Regions from separate parts of the Homo sapiens genome. Here region 1 is linked to region 2. Evidence: read pairs that join two places in POLR2A ChIA-PET (ENCODE). Cell type or tissue: A673. All regions are shown on one strand. Each heading gives the region's core, and the rest is flanking DNA. Links, peaks and the distances in the headings are about the cores only.

The links. ChIA-PET counts read pairs that join two places held together with the same protein. Peaks named below come from ENCODE experiments on the same cell type or tissue, not always from the same donor. Only the 100,000 strongest peaks of a DNase experiment are listed, where the experiment ranks them.
Region 1: POLR2A ChIA-PET joins it to region 2 with 5 read pairs; 2 of 35 experiments call an interaction of 5 or more read pairs at or near these places.

The regions. Positions count from the first base shown.
Region 1 is chr2:100,587,576-100,597,192 of GRCh38, forward strand. It overlaps the pseudogene HMGN2P22. Among named protein-coding and RNA genes, the nearest start is that of LINC01849, 11 kb to the right of the region's middle. In A673, for the core only: no CTCF peak of the experiment used is centred there; no DNase peak of the experiment used is centred there.
Region 2 is chr2:100,765,474-100,769,473 of GRCh38, forward strand. No RefSeq gene overlaps it. Among named protein-coding and RNA genes, the nearest start is that of NPAS2, 53 kb to the right of the region's middle. In A673, for the core only: no CTCF peak of the experiment used is centred there; a DNase peak (open chromatin) is centred at 1,978.

The sequences.
Region 1 (9,617 bases), core at 2,939-6,938, 170 kb before region 2:
GGTGACAAGAGCGAAACTTCAGCTAAACAAACAAACAAACAAACAAAAAACACAAAGAAACCCATATATATGTATACACACACACACACACACACACACATATATATATATATGAATGGAAATAAATAAATAAATAAATAAGTGGAGGAGAAGAGACCATCGCCCAGGCAGCATTCCAAATAACGTAGAGATACTCTACTTAAGATATTCCACTCTTTAAGGGTGGGTTGTCCATAGCAACTTCCTTCCAAAGTGTACAATATGAAAAGGGAGGTGGGAAGAGTACCTTTTTTTTTTCTTTTTTTTGAGTTGGAGTCTTGCTGTGTTGCTCAGGCTGGAGTGCAGTGGCTCGATCTCGGCTCACTGCAACCTCTGCCTCCTGGGTTCAAGTGATTCTTCTGCTTCAGCCTCCCCAGTAGCTGGGATTACAGGTACCCAACAATAATTTTTTTATTTTTTTATTTTTAGTAGAGATGGGGTTTTGCCATGTTGGCCAGGCTGGTCTGGAACTCCTTACCTCAAATGATCCACCCATCTCAGCCTCCCAAATTTCTGGGATTACAGGCGTGAGCCACCGCGCCTGGCTGGGAAGAGTATCTTTATAGTGTAGAAACCTAACACTATCTCAGCTGGGTGATCAAGGTCAAAATCAACAGTGATGAGTCATACTGGTAGTACAGACCCTGGGTATGATGTAATGAAAATGACGCTTTACTTCTTTGGTCTTCCTCCAAAAAACCAAACCACAATTAAGACAAAAACATCTGACAAGTCCAAATTGAAGAACATTCTACAGAATAGCTGACTAGAAAAACTATCAACGTCATCAAAAACAAGGAAAATCTGAGAAACTTTTATAGCCAAGAGGTGCCTAAGAAGACCTGACTAGTAAATGGAATATGGTGTCCTGGATAAGGTCCTAGAACAGAAAAAGTGCATCAGTCAGAAACAACAGAACTCTGAAAGCAGATAGACTTTAGTTACTAATTATGTATCAATACTGATTCATTAATTGTAACAGGTGTACGATGCTCATGTAAGATGTTAAGAGGAGAGAAAACTGGTGCAGGATATATGAGCACTCACTGTACTAGCTTCTGAATTTTTCTGCAAATCTAAAACTATACTAAAAAAATTAAATTTATTTTAAAATATGGCAGTTCATGAATCACATCAAAATGGAAATTGTGCCAGGCACGGTGGCTCACCCCTGTAATCCCAGCACTTTGGGAGGCTGAGGTAGGCGGATCACTTGAGGTCAGGAGTTCAAGACCAGCCTGGCCAACATGGTGAAACCCTGTCTCTACTAAAAATACAAAAAATAGCCAGGTACGGCGGAATACACCTGTAATCCCAGCTACTTGGGAGATTGAGTTAGGATAATTGCTTGAATCCAGGCGGCGGAGGTTGCAATGAAGTGAGATCACACCTCTGCACTCCAGCCTGGCTGACAAAGAGAGACTCTGTCTCAAAAAAAAAAAAAAAAAAAGGAAATTGTAATCCTGTAAGAAAGGTGGTACTCAGTTCTTGATTGTCATGTGTCTATAGTAAAGTGCCAGAACTAAAGGGACACATAGGTGTTAGTTTGGGTCTGCCCAGATGCAGAGCCTGAGCGGGGACTTGGGTACAGTTTGTTCGAGAGGAGATCCAAAGATGCAGGCATGTGGTTGGGTGTGGTGGCTCACGCCTGTAACCCCAGCATTTTGAGAGGCTAAGGCAGGCGGATGACCTGAGGTCAGAAATTCTAGACGAGCCTGGCCAACATAGAGTGAAATTCCGTCTCTACTAAAAAGTACAAAAATTATCTGGGTGTGGTGGTGCACATCCGTAGTTTCAGCTACTTGGGAAGCTGAGGCAGGAGAATCCCTTGAACCCGGAAGGTGCAGGTTGCAGTGAGCCAAGTTTGTGCCACTGCACTCCAGCCTGAGTAACAGAGCAAGACTCCGTCTCTCAAAACAAAACAAAACAGAAAAAACAAAGATGAAGGCATGAGAGCTTTGAGAGACAGAGGCAGGGAAAGGGAAAAGCTGACAGAAGGGTGGGAATGTGAGGTCAGGGCTGGTGGCAGCGGAAACTCAATCCCTTTGAAACCTCTAAGAAGCATGTAGATGACCTCCCAGAGTTGTCCACCCACAGAGAGGATCTTGCTTTATCACCCAACCCTGGCCTCCACCACTTGAGGGTGCCCCAGGGGAGTGAACTGCCCTCCACTTCCGGGCTGTCCTTACGCAAAGGCTGAGCAACTGTCTGTGTGCCTTGGAGAAGGACTTCACAGATGACCCAGTGTGGATGCTGGTGGTGCAGCATGAGTCTGAACTTGCACAGAGTTTGGTTCTATTTTTTTTTTTTCCCAAGCCAAACTGTATGCAGCTTTATTAAAGATACTTTCCATAAACAATCATGGTATTTCAGGCAGGACATGGGCAGACAATCGTTAACAGTATACAACAACTTTCAAACTCTCTTCTTCAATGGACTACCAGAAATCAGAAAGCCACTATAAAACCCAATGAAGTCTTCATCTCATGCTCTGAATAGGGAAAGTTTGGAGTGAGGGTTGACATTTCACATTTAGCATGTTGTTTAACAACTTTTCACAAGCCGACCCTGACTTTCAGAAAGTGAAATGAAAATGGTAGAATTTATCTGAAGATCCACAATCTAGAAATGGAACCACTGCTCTTTTGACAGGTGCCATCTCAGTGGCATCACTGGAAAGTCCAGATTGCCTGACACACTGGTAACCAATGATTGAGGGTCAGGTCCCAGCAGATGTCTGGGTTTAAGGGAGTTAATTTTCTGCTGAAAGATGGAAAGGGAGAAGAGGACATAAAAACGAATTTGTTTTCCATACCACAAGGCTTTTGTGCCAAGGTGGTCATGTGTGTCAAAGTCAGGGAATCCCTCCTCCTGGGAGCCAAGAGGAAGTCTCTCAAAACTGGAAGGGAAAGGTGTTTTCCCCACATCGATCCAGCTTCGGAGACTTTCTATTAGTGACACATGCCCCGTCCTCCCAAAACAACAATGAAGTGTTCTGTGTTCTAACAACATAGCTTAAAAAAAAAAAGTAAAACAAAATTCTGCATTTTTATAAAACATGGTAAAAAATAGTATTTCAAACTGTACAGTCACCAGAAGTACATAGTTATCAAAAATGCACACACATGGGCTGGGCACGGTGGCTCACGCCTGTAATCCCAGCACTTTGGGAGGCCGAGGCGGGCGGATCACGAGGTCAGGAGATCGAGACCATCTTGGCTAACACGGTGAAACCCCGTCTCTACTAAAAATACAAAAAATTAGCCGGGCGCGGTGGCGGGTGCCTGTAGTTCCAGCTACTCAGGAGGCTGAGGCAGGAGAATGGTGTGAACCCGGGAGGCGGAGCTTGCAGTGAGCCGAGATTGCGCCACTGCACTCCAGCCTGGGCGACAGAGCGAGACTCCATCTCAAAAAAAAAAAAAAAAAAATGCACACACTTCACTTGGCCTCTCCAGCACCTTCAGCTTTCTGTGCCTGCTCTGTCTTGGCATCTCCACTTTCTGCAGGGTTATTCCCCTCCTTGGCAGCATCAGCTTTTCCCTTTTTCCCTTGGGTACCTTCTCTTTCTTCTTTGCAGAGGCCTTTTTAGGCTTGGGCTCTGGCTTTGGAGGAGCAGGTTTAGCAGACAACCTCGCAGATCTTCTCTGTGGTTCGTCCTTCACCTTGGGTTTGTCTCCTTTAGCATCCCCTTCAGCTTTTCTCTTGGGCATGGTGGTATCGGCAGCGACGGTGGCAGGACGTAGGCGCTGGGCGTGGGATGCAGCGGCCCGTGGGCTTGGTCGGTCGGGGGGGGTCGTTCTCGCCTCTTCTTCTTCACCCTGCTCCCTTGGTTCTATTTTATATGTTTAAAAGATCTTGCTTGGACAAAATGGAATGTAGATTTTTGTTACATATCCCTCTTGTGCATACATTTTTTAAAAGGTAAAATACAGGCATAAGAGAGATATTGCAGGCTCAGTTCCAGACTCAATATTGCAATAAAGCAAGTCACACAAAGTTTCAGTTTTCTCAGTATGTATGACAAATATGTTTACATTATATGATTACTGTAGACTATTAAGTGTGTGTAAAAAAAGTACATACCCTAATTAAAAAACGCGTTATTGATTAAAAAATGCTAACAAACATCTTGCCTTCAGCAAGTTGTAATATTTTTGCTGGTAGATGGTCTTGCCTCAATTTGTGTGTATGTGTGGTGTGGTGGGGGGGGGGCGGACAGAATCTTGCTCTGTCACCCAGGTTGTAGTTCAGTGGCACGATTTCAGCTCACTGCAACCTCAACTTCCCAGGCTCAAGCGATTCTCCCACCTTATCCTCCCAAGTAGCTGGGACTACAGGTGTGCACCACCATGACTGGCTATTTTTTTTTTTAATGTATTTTTTGTAGTCATGGGGTTTTGCCATTTTGGCCAGGCTGGTCTTGAACTCCTGGCCTCAGGCAATCTGACCACCTCGGCCTTTCAAAATGCTGGGATTACAGGCATGAGCCACTGCACCCAGCCCTTGCCTCACTGTTAATGGCTGCTGACTGATCAGGGTGGTGGTTGCTGAAAGTTGTGGTGGCTGGGGCAATTTCTTAAAACAGAGAACAGTGAAGTTTTCCTCATTGATTCCTTTCATGATAGATTTCTCTGTAGCATGAAAGGCTGTTTGATAGAATTTTATCCACAGTAGAACTTGTTCAAAATTGGAGTCAATCCTCTCAAACCCTGCTGCTGCTTATCAAGTACATTTATGGAATATTCAACAGTGGAATGTGTCATTTCAACAATGCTCACAGCATCTTCACCAGGAGTACATTCCATCTCTCAAGAAACCACTTTCTTGGCTCATCCATAAAAAGCAACTTCCTGTTTGTTAAAGTTTTATCACGAGATTGTAGCAATTCAGTCCCATCTTCAGGCTCCACTTCTAACTCTAGCTCTCTTACTGTTTCCACCACATCTGCAGTGACTTCCTCTTCTGAATTCTTGAACCCCCCCTCAAAGTCATCCAGGAGGATTGGTATCAACTTTTTTCAAACTCCTGTTGATGTTGGTGTTTTGACCTCCTCCCATCAATCACGAATGTCCTCATGGCATTTAGAATGATGAATCTGGCTAGGCATGGTGGCTCACGTCTGTAATCCCAGCACTTTGGGAGGCTGAGGCAGGCAGATCACTTGAGGTCAGGAGTTTGAGACCAGCTTGGCCAACATGGTGAAACCCCATCTCTACTAAAAATACAAAAACTAGCCGGGCATGGTGGTGTAAGCTTGTAATCCCAGCTACTCACAAGGCTGAGGCAGGAAAATTGGTTGAACCCTGGAGGTGGAGGTTGCAGTGAGCTGAGATCACACCACTGCACTCCAGCCTGGGTGACAAAGAGAGATTCTGTATCCATATATATATATATATATATATATATATACACACACACACACACACACACACACACACATATACACACACACACATATATATGTGTATATATATATATGTAGAATGACGAATCCTTTCCAGAAAGTTTTCAATTTACTTTGCCCAGACGCATCAGAGGAAACACTATCTATGGCAACTATAGCCTTATGAAATAAGTGTCTTAAATGATAAGACTTGAAACTCAGAATTGCTCCTTGACCCCTGTGCTGCAGAATGGATGTTGTGTTAGCAGGCATGAAACGGCATTCATCTCCTTGTGCATCTCCTTCAGAGCTCTTTGGTAACAAGTGCATTGTCAACAAGCAGTAATACTTAGAAAGGAATCTTTTTATCCTGAGCAATAGGCCTCCAAATATTTTGTAAACTATGCTGTAAACAGATATGCTATTATCTGGGCTTTGGTTTTCCATTTATAGAGCACAAGCAGAGTACATTTAACCTAATTCTTAAGGGCCCCAGGATTTCTGGAATGGTCAATGAGCATTGGTTTCAACTTAAAGTCAGTAGCTGCATTAGCTCCTAACAAGAGAATTTGTCTCCAAATAAAAGAGTATGTCCTTTGGAGTTCGAAGCAAGGCGTTGACCTCCCCTCTTTAGCTATGCAAGTCCTAGATAGTGTCTTCTTCCTACAGAAGGCTGTTTCATGTACACTGAAAATCTGTTGTGTAATGTGACCACCTTCATCAATGACCTTAGCTAGATCTTCTGGATAGCTCGCTGTAGCTTCCACATCAGCACTTGCTGCTTTACCTTGCACTTTTGTGTTATGGAGATGGCTTATTTATTTATTTATTCATTTATTTACTTAAGACAGAGTTTCACTCTGTGTCCCAGGCTGGAGTGCAGTGGTATGATCTCGGCTCACTGCAACCTCTGCTTCCTGGGTTCAAGTGATTCTCCTGCCTCAGCCTCCAGAGTAGCTGGGATTATAGGTGCCTGCCACCACACCCAGCTAATTTTGTATTATTAGTAGAGACGGGGTTTCTCCATGTTGGTCAGGCTGATCTCAAACTCCTGACCTCAAGTGATCCACTCACCTAGGCCTCCCAAAGTGCTGGGATTACAGGTGCGAGCCACCATGCCCAGCTGAGATGGCTTCTTTCCTTAAACTTCACGAACCAACTTCTGCTACCTTCAAACATTTCTTTTGCAGCTTTCTCACCTCTCAGACTTCAAAGAATTAAAGACAGTTACAGCCTTCCTGTGGATTAGGCTTTGATTTAAAGAAATGTTGTGGCTAGTTTGATTTTCTATCCAGACCACTAAAACTTTCTCCATATCAGCAATAAGACTATTTGCTTTCTTATCCATCATGTGTTCACTGGAGTAGCACTTTTAATTTCCTTCAATAACTTATCCTTTGCATTTACTAATTGGCTAACTGTTTGGTGCAAGAGGCCTAGCTTTGAGCCTATCTCATCTTTTGTCATGCCTTTCTCACAAAGCTTAATCATTTCTAAATTGTGATTTAAAGAGAGATGTCCAATGCTTCCTTTCACTTGAACACTTACAGGTCATTGTAGAGTTACCAATTAGCCTAATTTCAATATTGCTGTGTCTCAGGCAATAGGGAGGCTGAAGGAGAGGGAGAGAGATAGGGAAACAGCCCATCTGTGATGCAGCCAGAACACACAACATGTATCGAGTAAGTTTGTTTATCTTGTGTAGGTGTGGTTTGTGGCGCCCCAAACAATTGCAACAGTAACATCAAAGATCACTGATCAGATCATCCTAGCAGATATAATAATAATGAAAAAGTTGGTAATATTGCAAGAACTATCAAAATGTGACAGAGACATGAAGTGAGCACATGCTGTTGGAAAAATGGCACTGATAGGCTTGCCTGATGCAGGTTTGCTCCAACCCTTCAATTTGTAAAAAACAGTGTATGTAACGTGCAATAACATGAGGTCTTCCTGTAAGTTGGTAAAGGTATTCCTAAAAATGTCCTTCCATTCAGAGTCCAGCTCTAGTGTCTTTTCTGCTAGTTTTGATGCTGGTGCTTTCTTGATCCCACCAGAAGGTGGCATGCAGTGACAACTTTCTTTTTCTTTTTTTCTTTTTTCGAGACGGAGTCTCACTCTGTCGCCAGACTGGAGTGCTGTGGTGCAATCTCAGCTCACTGCAACCTCCGACTCCTGGTTCAAGCGATTCTCCTGCCTCAGCCTCCTGAGTAGCTGGGATTACAGGCATGCACTGCCATGCCTGGCTAATTTTTGTATTTTTAGTAGAGACAGAGTTTCACCATATTGGCCAGGATGGTCTCGATCTCCTGACCTCGTGATCCACCCGCCTTGGCCTCCCAAAGTGCTGGGATTACAGGCGTGAGCCACCGCGCCTGGCCTGTGACAACTTGATCACAGCTGCCACCTGCCACAGTAACCATAAGATGCACCCTGACCTCAGAGATATTAACAATGAGGGGAGGATGCTTAGAACCCATGAAATGTTGTAGTTTTATCCCACAATAGATGAAGGTGTGTTAGGTTATTTTAACCTGACCCTTCTAGCTTTTAATTTTGAAGGCAGATCTTTAACTCCCTGAATCTGTTTATTGACATTTAAAATACTGAATATACCAACTTCCTGAGAAGAAAAAGGCTGTTAATATCCCTGGAATATATATAAAATACAACTTTAAAAAAAAAATTAAAAACCAGTACTTTTCTTTGGTAAGTAACTCTCTCTGAGATGACAATCAGAAAAATTTAAAGAAACCTTGCAAAATACAGCTACATGTTTTACATGAAAATTATACTTAATAAAAAGTTGAATAATTAACAAATCAATCCTTTGTCTTTTAGCAAATGTTACAGAAAAGCATCACAAACTTGCAACTTTTTGTTCCATCTGAGATTTGAGATACCTAAATGAAACAATGTATTACGTGCCTGCACCCAGACACACCCACACACACACACACACACGCACACACACACACACACGCACACACACACACACAGAGTAACTGCAATAACTAGATCCATGTCGGGGTGGATCTATCATCCCCACATTATCTCTCTGGGCACCAAAGGCTTTCTGACTCTGATTTGGTTTCTCAATCTTATTGGGAACAAAAAAAGTGAGAAGTCCAGTACCCTTGGCAGTTATCTTTTCTTGTTTTTCTTTTTTTCTTTTTTTTTTTTTTTGAGATGGAGTCTCGCTCTGTCCCCCAGGCTGGAGTGCAGTGGTGCGATCTCGGCTCACTGCAAGCTCCGCCTTCCAGGTTCTTGCCATTCTCCTGCCTCAGCCTCCCGAGTAGCTGGGACTACAGGCGCCCCCCACCAAACCCGGCTAATTTTTTCTATTTTTGGTAGAGACAGGGTTTCACCCTGTTAGCCAGGATGGTCTCGATCTCCTGACCTCGTGATCCGCCAGCCTCGGCCTCCCAAAGTGCTGGGATTACAGGCGTGAGCCACCGCATTGGGCCGGCAGTTATCTTTCTTAAGTAGCAGTTCTATTTCTCAGTATAAATTAATGCTGCAGTTCCTAAACCATTTGCTGAAGTGCCTCTGAACCCAGTAGCAAGTTCGTGGGCACAGGATAAGTTCTCAAGGGAAGCGCTGCAATACTGAACATTTATTGAATACTTCAGGAACCACCAGCTCCCAACAGTTCGCAGTTCCAATATTAGCTTGCGCTACATTCCTTTGATCTTTCTGAAGTTGGGTTTTTAGCGGTTGCTGTGATAAAAGCAGGTAGAGCTCAAATCAATGTGGAGCAGGATATGAGGGAGAGGTATCTCCAATTTCAAGGTTGGAGGACTTATGCAGCATCCAACAGGTACTTACTCACATTAATAGGTAATTTTCCTTTCACTTTTCATATATATTTGGTCAAGCATCTAAAAGTTTAAGACATAAAACCTTAATAAATTGTTTGACAAAAATAAAAATAAAAATAAATTGTTTGGCGCTAACTGCTTAATAAAAGTCGTTACAGTCTCGCTGAGTGTATGCGGGGGATTGGTGCCAGGACCACCAGCAAATAACCAAATCCTCGTACTCAATCCTGCAGTCAGCCCTGCAGAACCTGCCTATACGAAAAGGTGTTTTTAGGCTGGGTGTGTTGGCTCACGCCTGTAATCCCAGCACTGTGGGGGGCCAAGGTGAGCAGATGACTCGAGGTCAAGAGTTCAAGATCAGCTTGGCCAACATA
Region 2 (4,000 bases), core at 1-4,000:
ATTCCAAAGTATTTATGTAAAAAAAATACTTCATCAGAAATAATGCTGTCTGGTAGTAATAAAGATGTGTGCCTAAGTATGTATGGCAGAATAAGCTCTTGCTGTCTGGACGGTAATCTGCTCTTGGCCCCTTTTACTGGCTGAACCACTGCCAAGCACCTCCTTAAGCTACAAGTCTTTGTTGCCCTCCCACCCGTGCCTTTCATCCCTAGTCCTGCCCTATGCCTCCCTCTCCTTCCAGCAGCTCTCACGCAGCTCACTCTCACTTGGCCCCTGCCAGCCCATACTCCAGCCAGTGGCCCCCGTAGAGGCAGGGAGGGCATTTCTTGTCACATGACCTTGGCACAGTTGCACCTCTCAGTCCCTCATAGGTAGAGTAGCAACAATAATAGCTTCTTTGCAGGGCTTTCCTGGGAATTAAATGAGGTAGCTAGTCAAGGTACCTAGTATGCCCAGCCTGACACATAATAGAGCTTTAATAAGTGTTGGTTTCTCTTCCCTTCACTATTTCTCATGTGGACAATTGCAACCTCACCCTAACAGGTTTCTACGTCCCCAGCTCCCTGTTACTCATCCTAACCCCAATCTATCGTCCTTGAGGTAGCCACCATGATCTTGCAAAATATAGACCTGGTTATAATTTTCTCCTTCTTAAAAACCTTTGGTGAGTCCCCATTGCCTACAGAATAAAATTTGAGGTCCTGAGCAGAACAGGTAAGGAATATCTGCTCTTCTGGACACAAGAAGCTTTGCCTCTCCCTGTGCTATTCGCATTCACCCATTGGCTCTAGTCTGGGCTTCTCAATTTTTCCCCCTCCACATTTGCTCATGACCTTCCTCAACCTGGAATGCCCAGCCTCTATCTCCGTGGCGGATTGCTAAGCCCTGCTCAGGGGCTGTCGTCTTTGGGAGGCCACCCTCTTTCCCTTGAGTCTAGCATACATAAACTACTCCCTGCCCAACGCATTGTGCAAATCAGCTTTAGGATGCCTACCCTCTCATGCTTGGAGAGTAATTATCCATGAAGAGTTCCTCCCTGACTGCACTGGAGGCCCATCGAGAACAGGACTCTGCTTCCTACATCTCTGTTTGCTCAGCACCTGGCTCAGAATAAGGGCCACCAATGAGCGACATTGAAACCCTGAGAAAAAGGAATCCTGGTTAAAGAAGGAAAGGAAGACACAAGGGAGAGAAAGACCTTGGATATCCTGCAAGTACAAGAATAGATTTCTAAGTCCTTAACAGGTTAGGTGCAAAAATGTTTTGAGATTGGACTGACTCCACATTGATTCCATCAGTGAATCATTACCACACAATTATTACTGCAGGGAATCCTATCCTCACAGTAGGACTGGGCACTGGCCTTTGCTGTCCCTAGAATAGAAATGTCTGGGTCCTCTCACTCCTCATCACAACCTACTCCCTGGGGACTCAAAGCTGCAGGCCCTCCAGAAGGTCTCTGCTTCCCCTGGGCAGTCCCAGATACTCCTGCATATTGTGGAAAGCACCTCTGCTCAGATGCAAGAATTACCATACAGGCAGCAGCCTTCGTTTAGAACATGGTCATTCATCACTGACTTGATCCTGGGAATGGAAAGCAAGCCAAGACTTTTCAGGGTGGCTCTTGTTGTTGTCTTAAACCTTTCCCGTAATAACTAGCTACCCTGTCCTTTGAAAGCCTACATGCCCCACGGTTTAACTTTCACTGATTTCCATTGGTGACAAGGTATAATCTGTCTTCCTATTTTAAAGAAATGAAAGGCAGTTGTAGACTCTTGGAAAACATCCTACAGAGACAATGGAAGAAGCCAGTGCATTCCAGTACTTTGACTTATCCTTTCATCCATCAGATTCCTAGGCATCTGCTATTTGTCAGACATGTGTGCTGGGTGCTAGAGATGCTGGAATAAATAAGACTCTGCAGAGCCTCACTGCACTTCCTTCCTGGAAGTTTTACAAAGGGGTTAATGAGCTCTGCTTACCCTATAAAATCAAATCCACGGGACTGCAGAGCAAGTGAGTCATAATATTTGTGGAATAAATGAATGTAGCATGACAGTCCCTGGATATGACTTGCCAACAATTACAGAGGGAAGAAGGTGACCCTTTAAATGCCAGTTGGATGACAAGCTCTGTAGAATTTCCTTAGTATAGGCTCAATAGAATTCTGAGCCTTGGCAGAGGATGGTCAGTATTCAACATATGGATTTTAGTATCAGATCTCCACACACAAGGTCTGTATGATCTTTGTTATAAGAAGAAGGACTATATGATCTTTGTATAGCCAAATACAAGCGCTTTATGATCTTTGTTATAAGAACAAGCTCTTGTTTGCATTTGAATGATTATTTGTAGTTTCATAGCACTTTAAAATGTCATATTCTACCTGATAAAGCTGTGGGCTATGTGTTTTGATTTTCGTTTTGTAGCTGAAGAAACTAAGACTCAGAAAGTTTAAATAGACAGTGAGTAGTAGGTGAGGCAATGGAGCCTAAACTCCCTTCCTGTGTGTCAGTAAACATGGCCTTGTGAATTCACCGGGAGCCTCAGGGCTCATGAATGGGCTGAGGTGCCATAACCATTGTCCTGGGCGCAAGCTGCTTGACAGGTTGCTATACAGTGGATGTTTTCTCTCTTCTTTTTAAAGTTTGAAAGCAATACTTTAAAAGATAATCAAAATGAGCCCTTATAATTCCATAGCACCTCCCTTCTCCATTGCTAGTCACTGGGTGCTAGAAGCCAGGGGAGAATAAAAAGGAAATATTAAACAGTGAAGTAGCAATCAAAGCTTCAGCTGGGTTCCTTTAGAGGAGAGAGCTTCAGAAGGGGCCAAAGTCTGGGCCCCAGAACTTCCTGGTGGCAGAGAAATGGGCAGGCGGCCTTTCAGCTGATATCTCAGACCACAGACTCAAGGGACAATTCAGGCAGCTCCCCCAGTAAGCCAGCCACAGGCAAAGCAGAGGCCAATAACCCTGCACCTGGCTTCCTGGTCCTTCTCTCCCGAATGGCAGTCTGTTCTTTGGCTTCTGACGTTACCCAAATTGAATACACTGCTCCAGAATCTAAACTCTGGCTGACTTCTTTGCACAGGGTAGAGGATCCTCCATCACAATGCTCAGGGAGGACCCTGACACCCTGCCCTCCCTACCCCAGCCACAGCCACCCAAGACTGGAGGCACTAGAATCAGCTCCCCGGCCAGCCATCTGCACTAACCTTGGCTGACCCCACACATAAACTGGGACACTTCCCTGGCTGTGGAGAAGAACTTCATCAAAGATAAATAACAAAGAAACTCCTAGTCTTGTCTCTGTGTCTCAGGCCTCCACTGGAGGAGAAAGTGAGTGGTAATGAACATCTCAGCAGCCTCTTGACCAGCCCGGCGGATGGGTCACTGGGATTTCCCATGCATACAAATAAGAAGCCTGCTCAATGGACTAGTCACTGAAATAGGCTTTTCCATCAACAGTTTCAAATTAAAACCCTGAGAAAGCCATCTTTGGAAAATGTTTTCTAGTATATATCTCTTCCAATGCACTTCAATTAATTAATCTGCAATTGTCCTCGCAGCTGTGTGAAGGAGAAGAGTTTCTAAGAATTGAGTTTCTTCTAAGAACATGAGCTTATTTGCTTATTCGATTTGCCAAAGGCAGCAAGGGAGTGTTTTCTCTACACTTTCCCAAGATTTATTATAGGGCTACCAACTTTTTCTCTGTTAAATTGGGCGGCTCTAACCTGAGAAAGTTGTTAGAAAATGAATAGAAGAGAGAGGCATGTGATCGGAGTTCACTTGAACTGATGGAAACTTTTAACTGAGTCCTGCAGAATTTTAGAAATACCAATAAAAGAACAATGGAGGTGGGGCATGAGCTGATACTGCCACCAACAGAGCGGTTTTTCCGTCTTCAGGGACATGCAATCAGCAATCTCATTCTACCTCCATACACTCCTACCTGGCAAAGAGTAAGGTTCACTAACTCACAGGCAAGGAGAAAAGGAGAA